Regions from separate parts of the Homo sapiens genome. Here all the other regions are linked to region 1. The links are chromatin loops, found by intact Hi-C in ENCODE. Cell type or tissue: PC-3. All regions are shown on one strand. Region 1 overlaps RAD51B (RAD51 paralog B). Region 2 overlaps RAD51B (RAD51 paralog B). Region 3 overlaps RAD51B (RAD51 paralog B). Region 4 overlaps RAD51B (RAD51 paralog B).

Region 1 (2,500 bases):
TTAAAATGTAAATCAGTAACTAGCAAGAGGCATCTTTGGTCATTGTAGTTGCTTGGAGTAGAATAAATTTAAAAAATTCTTTGATGTGAGAAAAATTACTATCATCATTATCACACATGGAAGGTCAACATTAGGGCCAGTCATTGGAGTTAAACTGTCAGAAGAACATCCCAGTTACTTTCTCACTTTTGAGTTGTGTAGACTGACAGGATTTGAGTCTTTGAGGGCTTTGACTAGGGTAACTGACCTCAAAACAAATAGCTAGAGGGATATTTCTACTTCTATCCGCTGAGGGATTTGTAGCAAGAAGCCATATTGTGGATGGTATATTTTAATAACAAAGGGGATTTTAAAAGGAGGATGACACATTGATTTGGAATGTTTTCTCAACTGTATTTACTTATTCTTAAATATTTTCCTTCATGCTTTCTTTCTCAAGTGGATGACCAGCTGGTTGCCACCTTTTTCTTCTCTCTTTGCCTCTGTTCCTAATTTCTTTCTTATCCTTAACCACTCCACTTTCCTTCCTCCAATCTTGTTTTCTCTCTAAATCTTTCCTCCAACCTTATTGAATCTCTCCCCTTCTTTTTGTTATCTGGTCATTTGATCTATAATTTCGATTCCTTTTCCTGAAATTCCCTCCTTTTTCCTTTTCCCCTAAACCATCATTCTAGTCCTCCCCACACCCAAGCTTCTTATCTCTTTGCTGTTAATCTCCAATGTGTTTATTGACTTGTGTGCCAAAAGGCAAAATCCCCAGCCCCCTCCCAACCATGCCAGTGCATTGAAAAGCAGCAGCTGTCATTGCTCAACAAGTTCCTTGTGATCTACAAATCAATGGATAAGAATTCTCACAGTGAAGGTTTACATGTATATATTTGTATGTATATATGAGACATGTGACCATGTTTAATGAATGGAGAAGGACTTGGATCTTTTCTAGTAGAGAAGAGAAGCAGAAAGCTTTGCCTAACCCTATTTCTTTACTAAGGTAATGAAAAAATTATACAGGGAAAATAAATGATGTTAATGAGAGAAACAGGGACAGGAGACCAATAAACAATCATCAGGCATGAGAATATCTTGCTGAACTTATTATTGATAGTAGACACAGGAATGTAATATAAATGCAGTGATGGAACAGAAAGCAGACTCAGGAAAGAAAGAGATGATAATAAATAGTAATAAAATCCAAGTGATTCATATGCTCAAGTGAAAGAAAGAAGAAAGAGGGCAGTGTACACAAAGTAAAAGGGCAAGAAAATGGAAGTAGAGTCATCACTCGTAGAGATAAATAGTTGGGAAATATGAGAAGCCTTCCTGACATCAGTAAAATATTACATGTTAAACAGCAAACAAAAGACAACAACAGTGTCTGTAGTACTTTTGGAATATAAAAGTTAGATAATACTAGAGTAGTATCTTCAAAATAAGCAACTTCAGAAATCAAGTCCCCAGTAAAGGGAATTGGAAGAATTTGAATAGATGAAATAAGGAGCAGTGGCAAGTGATACAAACCTTAAGCAGGAAAAGTGATTTTAAATGGTACTGGCAGGTTAACAACTGGCAAAAAGAAAAAAAAAGAAAAGAAAAGCAAGATGGTGCTATATCCCCCAGGTGCTGGGAAACCAACCTGGCCTAAAAAAGGAGCAGACCCACCTAACTTTTTGCCAAGCACTGTGCTAGGTGCATTGCATACACTTTTAATTTAAGCCTCGCTGTACATAAAAGTGAAGCCAAGGTCTGAGAATGATATCCATTGGGAGGAAAAAACAGGAAAATTTTCTGAGCCAGTTCCAAAGTCATAAGGCTCAGGGGGAATAACTTTGACTTTGTCAAGTCAGAGTGAACAGCCAGAGTCAGCAGACATAGGATATTGTCAGAGGTAAATCACCAGCTTGGTCTGGTCTGTCTTATTGCAAGGTCAGAGGACCATAGCAAGCCAGCCAAATGTTTTCAACCATGGAAATCCCCTAACTTTCCAACTGCTGCAGTCCCACAGCTCTGAGCTTTTACTCACAGGATGGCTCCCTTCCAGCTTTCAAATCTCTCCAAGTTGATTAATCATTTTCTTGTTCTGACTCATTCAGGCCTCTAGAAAAATAGCTGTAGGTACTGGAAGGGCTATGTAGATCAAGGAGGTCAGATAAATTGGCTTGATGTTGGTCTATAGAAAAATCTAGAAGATATTGCCAAAAGCTTTTAAGCATACCGTCTTCAGATGCTGGGATGTGGGCTATATCCACAGGCCATTGGCTCATTCATGTGTTTGAAGCAGAATATTTTTGTGTGCATTAGGAGACTTGGGTATGTTCATTTCTTAATGTAATGTTAGATATTGTAAGCTGGTTGTTTAGACAGTAGAATTTCATTGTGACCACTTATTTTTATATCTATTTAGATGGAGTACAGGCCAGATTATAACCCCCTAACAAGAACAGCAACAGTAAACACACAGATAGTGCTTATTATTAGTTAAGCATGGTACTAATATTTTCCC
Region 2 (2,500 bases), 67 kb before region 1:
AATTAATATATTATTAATATGGTCCTATTTTTCTTGAGAAGAAATGTTCTTGAAGATTTGAAATTTCTTATCTGTTTACAAACATTTTCCTGGTGCCATCAGCAGTTTATTCCTCTTTACTGCTTTGTGATAGGGCTTGGTATTCCCAATTTTACAGAGCAGAGATGACAGGTCACTTGACTAAACAAGTGACTTATTTAGAATTTCACAGGAAAGTAATTACAGAGCCCTTAAATTTCCTGTCTCTTACTTCTATGATATAAAACAATTTACTTTGCATTCCTTATTTATATAAATGCCTTAGAGCATTTCCTTTCCTTTAATAAAATCATGAAGACTATCACCTGGTAATGAAATTGTTAGGATGGAAGAGAAATGAACTAGGCACAGTGTACGTGAATTTGATTATTGCCTTTTCAACTGTCTAATAATGGGAGCTGTGGGCTCATAGGCTCTCCTTTTGAATTGTGAAAACTATACTTATTTTATACTACATTGGTGAAGTTCCCTGAAGTCCTTAAAAAACAAACAAGATTTAAAGTGCAAAATGTTATTGTTAAGTTAAAATGACCCTTGTGTGTTTGCAAAGCTCCGCGGGCTTTCTGGGGCTAGTGATCCCCTTGGTGAGCATTGTGGAGTGTGGTGGGAACCAGCCATGTTTTGGTGATTTCTTTTAGATTTCTAAAACTGTTTTTCTGTTGGGTTGAAGTGGGAAAACAGCTTTGGAACTGCTTTTGGTGTTGCTCTGAGTGTGTTTGGGAGTGCATTCCAATAGTTTGTGAGGGGATGTTAGCTGTTCAGGAAAAATAACCCTTACCAAAGGTAATGGTTCCCACTAGCATTTTCAGTAACATGTACCAGATGTGGGTAGTTAATTATTCTCAGATCTGATAAATACCTGCCAGCCAAGCCTAATTTTATTTTCAGTAAACAGTGGCCAAAGGTCCTAGCTGTTCATTTGATAGGATGGGCCTGTTTGCACTTATCTATTAATAAAAGCACAACACTCCTTTAGTTTTCCTTTCCCAGGGCCAGATAAAACATTTTAGACACTCACGTATTTGTCTTAGTAAATCAGACAAAGTAAACAAATCTGGTAGATTAACTTGGTAAATAGAGTGTGGTTAAGTGTTACCTTTGGAGTTGAACTCAGTGCCATATAAATAGCATTAATCGCATGGTATTTTCAATAATCTTTATGGAGTAAAACGGAGGGTTGTTTTTTTCTTTCAACCAACAGGGACTTAAGTATATTTCTTAAGTACTTTCAGATGTTCTTCTGTATGGAGATTTTAAAATCACTTTAAAATGAAATTTATTCTTTTGTCCCATTAGTAACTTGTTGGGAACTTTGTACTAGTTAACATTATGTTTAAAAACCTGGAAACCTCTATAGTTCATCTCAGAAGAAAAATAGGACTACATAGTGGCATGCAAGCTTTGCCAGACAGAGATAATGGCCATCTAGAGGTTACTGATTTGGGTGGAACAGTGAAAATGGGGCCGCTTTTATGGGGAAGACAGTGGCTGGTAGGCAGAAATTCACTTTATTCATATGCATTTTTTTTCCTCTTGGGTAAAGAGTTTTATTAGGGTCAGAAGTACTATTTATTTTTGTGAGGTAAATTCTTGTCTTGTGAGAACTGGCATGAAACAGACTCATTATTTCACACTAGCCAACAAAACAGTATTTTATCAAAGTAACTTCTAGTCAGTCCAAGACTGGACTGGATTTGTACTGGTAACCTGGTGGTGCAGGGCTCTAAGTCTCATGCCAGCTCTTGTCTCCCTCATTAAACTTCCTTTTTTAGTAATGATTAAAAACAACTCTCTTTACTACAATATATTTTCTCATTGGCTTTATACTCGAAGTTGCAAGTACTTTATAAAATTATTTTTAGTTTTGCATGCTGTATAATAATCCATCTAATTTGGTAAGCATAGTACATAAAAGAAATAGCTGAAAGGCTTTAGAGAAAGTTCCCTACTCATACCTCCCCCTTTACAATGATCTCGGCATTAATATCTTATGCTGTAAGAGGGTGGCCTGGCACAGTACCATGAATATTGTGCCCGATACCCAGTGGTAACCTACCAATGATTGTTATGAAAATGATGGTGATGATAGTATAGGGGAGAGAGTGTAAACCAAAAGTTGAGATCTGTATTCTGTTTTCAGCTTCATTTTAATGGCCTACTGGAAGACCAGGTACATTATTTCTGCTCTTTTTTTTTTTTTTTTTTAGTTTCTCCAGCTATACATGAAGAAAAAAGTCCTAGTCCACTAGCCAACCTGACAGGCATGTTGTGAAAACTAATGAAAGTATAAAGTTCTCATAGTCCGAAGCATAAAAGGTGCTGTAACCAATAGGTACAAAATACTAATTATTATTTTTACAGTTCAGCATAGTAAATCTTTGGAGTAAATTTTTTTCATTATATTTACTAGTCTTTCCTTTAAGAATTATTTGCCAAATTTAACTCTTTTTCTCTTTTAATT
Region 3 (2,500 bases), 59 kb before region 1:
ATTTTTAGTAGAGACAGTGTTTCACCATGTTGGCCCGGCTCGTCTCAAACTCCTGACCTCAGGTGATCCACCCACCTCGGCCTCCCAAAGTGCTGGGATTACAGGCATAAGAACCGCACCCAGCCTACAGTGTCTTTTACTAGGAATTGTAATTTTATTAGTTTCTAAAGAAAATATTAAATGCAGTGTTTTGTAGGCAGTGATTACCTTTCATCTTGTTTGTCATATTTCTCATTCTTTTTTTGTGTGTGTGACGGAGTCTCGCTCTGTCGCCCAGGCTGGAGTGCAATGGGGCGATCTCGGTTCACTTTAACCTCTGCCTCCGGGGTTCAAGAGATTCTCCTGCCTCAGCCTCCCAAGTAACTGGGATTGCAGATGCCCACCACCAAGCCCTGCTAATTTTTGTATTTTTAGTAGATACAAGGTTTCACCATGTTGGCCAGCCTGGTTTCGAACTCCTGACCTCAAGTGATCCACCCACCTCAGCCTCCCAAAGTGCTGGGATTACAGGTGTGAGCCACCACACCCAGCCATATTTCTCATTCTTATTTTAGGCTGATGAAAATACTAAATATTTCAACACCTCTGTATCATAGCCATGTTTAAATGTGCATATCCACCAGTCAATTTTAATACATTCCTTTCTAGTAAATTCTGTTAGGTCTTCAGTTCAACTGTACCTCCCTCAGTGTCACTTTTTACCTTCCCTCCTCCCTTAAATCGCCTAGTTCTCATTTTGAAAAGGTAGAGAAATCCTTTGTCAGTAGTTAGGAGGTTGTAGATCCTGTATGATTTTCTGTCATTACATTCTTAATCTATTACATGTGTATTTGTCCCGTCCTTACTGACTTAACCTCTGACCACATTGCAAAATGTAAACAGAGCCAGATACCGACAGGTTTGTCCCTTCATTAGCCAGGGCCCAATTCATAATTTCTATTTTCTAATTTGGAGAATAAGAAGGTTAGCTAGATTAAGAGGCTTTCCTAAGTCACATAACCGTTTGCAAGTAGCTAAGAACAGGATTGTGAACTCTTGCCAAACTCCTCCATAAAATTCCATAAGCTTGTGGGAGCTCATTTATACAATATTTAAGAGGTTATATAGGCAAGGAGAATAATTGAATTTCTATATATTTAGATTGACTGATATTTCCCAAACTTCAAGTGGAAAAAAAAAGCCCTTAAAGAAAGAGCTTAAGAGAATTAAAATGATGTGACCCGAACCATGGTTCCTTTCTCATTCAATTATTTTCTTTTAACCACTGATGGCTTTTTGTGCTTGGCTGGGTAACTTTCTAGCTAGTCAAGCCTATGTTATGAAAGAGAAATAAGACACTTAATCCTGTGAATGATTAACTAGTATTGGCCTCCCTTCCCAGTAGTTTGCCCTTCCTGTATTGTAGTCTGTGTACTCATTTCTGAGCCAAATCTCCAAGGTCTCTTATTATTGAGTGTAGGGACACCTGGATTACAGGGAGTTAGGCCTTTGTTTTAGTCTGAAGATGATGTGGCTAATTATACAGCTCCAGGCATTTGCATTTTTTCAAGGCATTTTAAAGTTTATTGCTTGTGAAAACCTAGTTTGTAAAGTATCATTTTTAAATTTTACAGGTGAAGAAGTAGAACTCAGAGAAGTTTTACTTGCCAAAAGTTCTGCAGCAAGTCAGTGGCAAATTCAAATAAGTGTACACTCATGTATACTTAGCTCAGTGTTTAACTCATGGAGGTATTGTTTTGTTTCTTATTTATAATATAAAGCCAAGTAGGGCTGGCTAGAGCCATTTGTAGTTAATACATTTTGGTCTTTGATCTTTTTCCACATAAGGTCAGACTTCAAGATAGAAAAATATTCTTTATATTCTTTGCAAAGAGCTGATTGCCATCTTTCTATACTGCCTGTGGGAACACTCTGGCCTTAGAATCCAAGATTTTATTATCCAAGACAGCAGCCAGTAAGTACAGTGAGACCTAAGTGGGGAATTAACTTTTGGGCTGTAGATTTTGAATGAGAAGTCCTACTCAGGATCTGAGAGGTGACAAGAACGAGTGACTATTCATTGATTTGGATTCCTGGGTCTTGGCACCTTCTGTGGGATAAGAATCACATGCAATATGAGTAATTTTGTGGAAAGGTCTTGGTCCTGGTTCATAGACTGTCTCAGTTCCTCAGTAGAGAGAACTTAGAGGAGAAATGACTCCCTTGTTGTCATATTGAAGCAGCAGCAGACTATTAGGGAGTACCCATGTTCCTGGCTTCTTTCCTTGGGCTGGAACCATTCAACTGCACAGATAAATGTTTACTCAAGGAAGAATGCATAGCTTTGAAACAGTCTTAAGATGAGTAAAAGTCTTAAGATCAGTAAAATATACAAACTACTCCTATGTAGGTCATTATATTAACATCTGTGGCCACATATTGGTCCATGAAAGGGATACTTCTAGCCACTGAAATCTTAACCACTAGAAACTTACTCTGCAGGGCATCTTTGTAATTATGG
Region 4 (2,500 bases), 150 kb before region 1:
GATTTCAGTTATTGTGACATATCCTATGTTTCAATTAGAAGAGACAAACTTTATTTGGTGAGATTCAAATAGCGTTCATGAAAACGGTATCTTTTAATAAAGTGAGGTTAAAAAAATGGGAACCACCTAAGATCTTAGAGTGAGAGGAGTAGAGATTATGAAAGCAGTTTTACTTTTTGATTTTAGGGTCTTTCTATATAATTTCAGCCTGTATCAGATAATTCCGTTTAGGACACAGCTGGTACATTTAATGATCACAAACTCTGAAGGTAGTAACTGGATGCAATAATCACACAACAAAGTCATTGAGTAGGTTTGTTGACTTATGTCAGATTACTCTAAATCTTGATGATATTGCCTGGAGCACAAAAAAGGAATATTGTCACAGCAAGCAATGGAGGTTTTGATACTCGATCACTGGAGTATTCTTTTCCCCTAAATTTTGCGCTCGTTGTATCATAACTGCTGGTTTCTTAGCCTACTCTGATGTTGTGCAGAAAATTGTACAATACTTAAAAACGTGATATCTAGGAAAGAAAATTAGTAGAAAAAAGCCATTAGAACTGATATATATTAGCATTGGTTTGGTGGTTACTTATTAAAGATAAAAATGGAGAATATTTCATATTTCTTGATAGAAAAAAAGTAAGTTGCCATTCATGCAAGTAAATCATATTAATTTAGGTTTTTGGCATTTTTTTTGTTTTCTGAGAGAAACATGAAGAGTTCTGCTTATTTATTTTTTATCTTGAGAATGGGAACACATTAACAAGTACAAGCGACAATAAAACTTACTCCATAACTACATTATGAACTATATTAACTTACTCTACAACTCGATAACCAACATTATGGTTGGTTAAATAAAGAGAGTGAAAAAGACAGAGAGGGAACGTGAGAAAGAAACAATCTTTTTGTTTCCCAAAGCTGTAAGAAGCAATGATAAGACATTGAGTGTGTACGTGTGTGCATGTTGGGGTATTTTAGTATTGTGTTTATTTTTGTTGGGAGTGAGCAGAAAATGAAGCCTTCAGTAAAGAAATTAATAAATCTTATTAGAACTTGTTGTAAATATTTTTTAAATTCCTAAAGTTGGAACACTAAGGCATTATTTAAACTTTATCTCTGTTTTTTAAAATCTGAGAAACCCATTAACTTTTACCCTAGAAAATGGAAAGTGTCATATCTCATTTTACAGAGGAAGTTAACAGGTTTATTGTCTTGTTGTAACATCCTAATCCTGTGACATTTTGAAATAGTGCTTTTGGTAGTGCCTTGTTTTTGAAACTATAGACCTCTGGGGCACTATGGACATTTTGTACTAGATAATTCCTTGTCACTGGGGGCTGTTCTGTACATTGTAGGATATTTAGCAGCATCTCTGACTTCTACCCACTAGATGCCAGTAGCAGCACTCCCTTGGGGGACAAAATTGTCCCCAGTTCAGAACAACTGCTGTGGACATACATGGTGGTCCTACACAACTGGAGTTTAAATATGGATCCTGAACAGCTTTCATCAGTCTGATGCACTTCCCCAATATTTGTAATCATGAGGAGCAGAGCAAAACAAAGGCATAAATGTTGGGGTAATATTTTGTTTTCCAAAGACCACTGCTCAATTTGGGGGAAATTTTTGAAGAAACAGCAAAGGTAACCCTTGGAGTCTGGATTGGTTGGTTGGTTGATTGATTCATTCATTCAACAAAAATATATTGAACCCCTGCTATATATATGCCTGCCTCAATACTGATGACTTGTACGCTGCTGTGTGTGTCTTATGGCAGTATGTTAAAAAAAATCCGTGGATAATAAGTCTGATGGTAGACCAGTTAAGAAGCTGCTAGCTATAACATTGGTGAGAAATGATGGTTGCCTGGGTTTTGGTAGTGACAGTGGAATTATAAGAAATTTTATACAGAGATATTTAGAAGGTAAAACATTAGGATTTGGTGATTAACTGGAGAAAGGAAGGCGTCAAGAATAATTTCCAGGCTTTCATTAAGATGAGGACTAGAGTAGGAAAAACTGTCCTTTCTTTTGGAATAGGAGCAGATAATTGACTTCAGCTTTTGACATTTCCAATTGGAGCTGCCTTTGAGACATCCACAAGGAAGAGTTAGACAGTGAACTTGGGAAATAAATGGATTGTGTCTGTTTTGTTCCTTATTGTACCTCCTGTTCTTTAGACAGTGTCTGCATTTCTAGAGACACAGAGAGATTTAGGCTGGATGTATAGATTGGGTGTTCTTCAGGGTATATAGCTAGTTTAATTGAAATCAAGGAAGTAGATAACATTATCCAAGGAGAATGCATAGAGAAGAGGGCCTAGTATAGCAACCTTATGAGCAGCTTTTTCAAGGGACTGAAGAGAGGAGGGACTGGAGAAGTATGAGGAAAATCAGGAGTGTATAGTTAAGGAAGCCAAAGGAAGAGAGAGTTTGAAAAAGAAGGGAGTGTTTTATGGTTCTGAATTCAGCTAAGAGTTCAAGTAAAATACA

What was found. A loop is a pair of places that touch in the nucleus more often than their neighbours do. Peaks named below come from ENCODE experiments on the same cell type or tissue, not always from the same donor. Only the 100,000 strongest peaks of a DNase experiment are listed, where the experiment ranks them.
Region 2: a loop joins it to region 1, with 2.8 times the contacts of the local background. A loop is called at or near these places in 4 of 110 quality-filtered maps.
Region 3: it touches region 1 in a loop (3-fold over the local background); 6 of 110 quality-filtered maps call a loop at or near these places.
Region 4: it touches region 1 in a loop (3-fold over the local background); 13 of 110 quality-filtered maps call a loop at or near these places.

What each region holds. Positions count from the first base shown.
Region 1 is chr14:68,230,794-68,233,293 of GRCh38, forward strand. The region is part of intron 7 of RAD51B (RAD51 paralog B); the gene reads left to right. Among named protein-coding and RNA genes, the nearest start is that of RAD51B, 410 kb to the left of the region's middle. RefSeq lists enhancers at 1,354-2,500, 1,820-2,189. In PC-3, a CTCF peak has its summit at 1,257; DNase peaks (open chromatin) are centred at 318, 1,248 and 1,998; H3K4me3 peaks cover 1,753 bases; H3K27ac peaks cover 2,500 bases.
Region 2 is chr14:68,163,943-68,166,442 of GRCh38, forward strand. All of the region lies in intron 7 of RAD51B (RAD51 paralog B), which reads left to right. The region is part of intron 2 of LOC105370546 (a long non-coding RNA gene); the gene reads right to left. Among named protein-coding and RNA genes, the nearest start is that of RAD51B, 350 kb to the left of the region's middle. In PC-3, no CTCF peak of the experiment used is centred here; no DNase peak of the experiment used is centred here; H3K27ac peaks cover 2,072 bases.
Region 3 is chr14:68,171,475-68,173,974 of GRCh38, forward strand. All of the region lies in intron 7 of RAD51B (RAD51 paralog B), which reads left to right. Among named protein-coding and RNA genes, the nearest start is that of RAD51B, 350 kb to the left of the region's middle. In PC-3, no CTCF peak of the experiment used is centred here; DNase peaks (open chromatin) are centred at 837 and 1,377; H3K4me3 peaks cover 568 bases; H3K27ac peaks cover 2,417 bases.
Region 4 is chr14:68,083,059-68,085,558 of GRCh38, forward strand. The region is part of intron 7 of RAD51B (RAD51 paralog B); the gene reads left to right. Among named protein-coding and RNA genes, the nearest start is that of RAD51B, 260 kb to the left of the region's middle. In PC-3, a CTCF peak has its summit at 1,401 (motif pointing right); no DNase peak of the experiment used is centred here.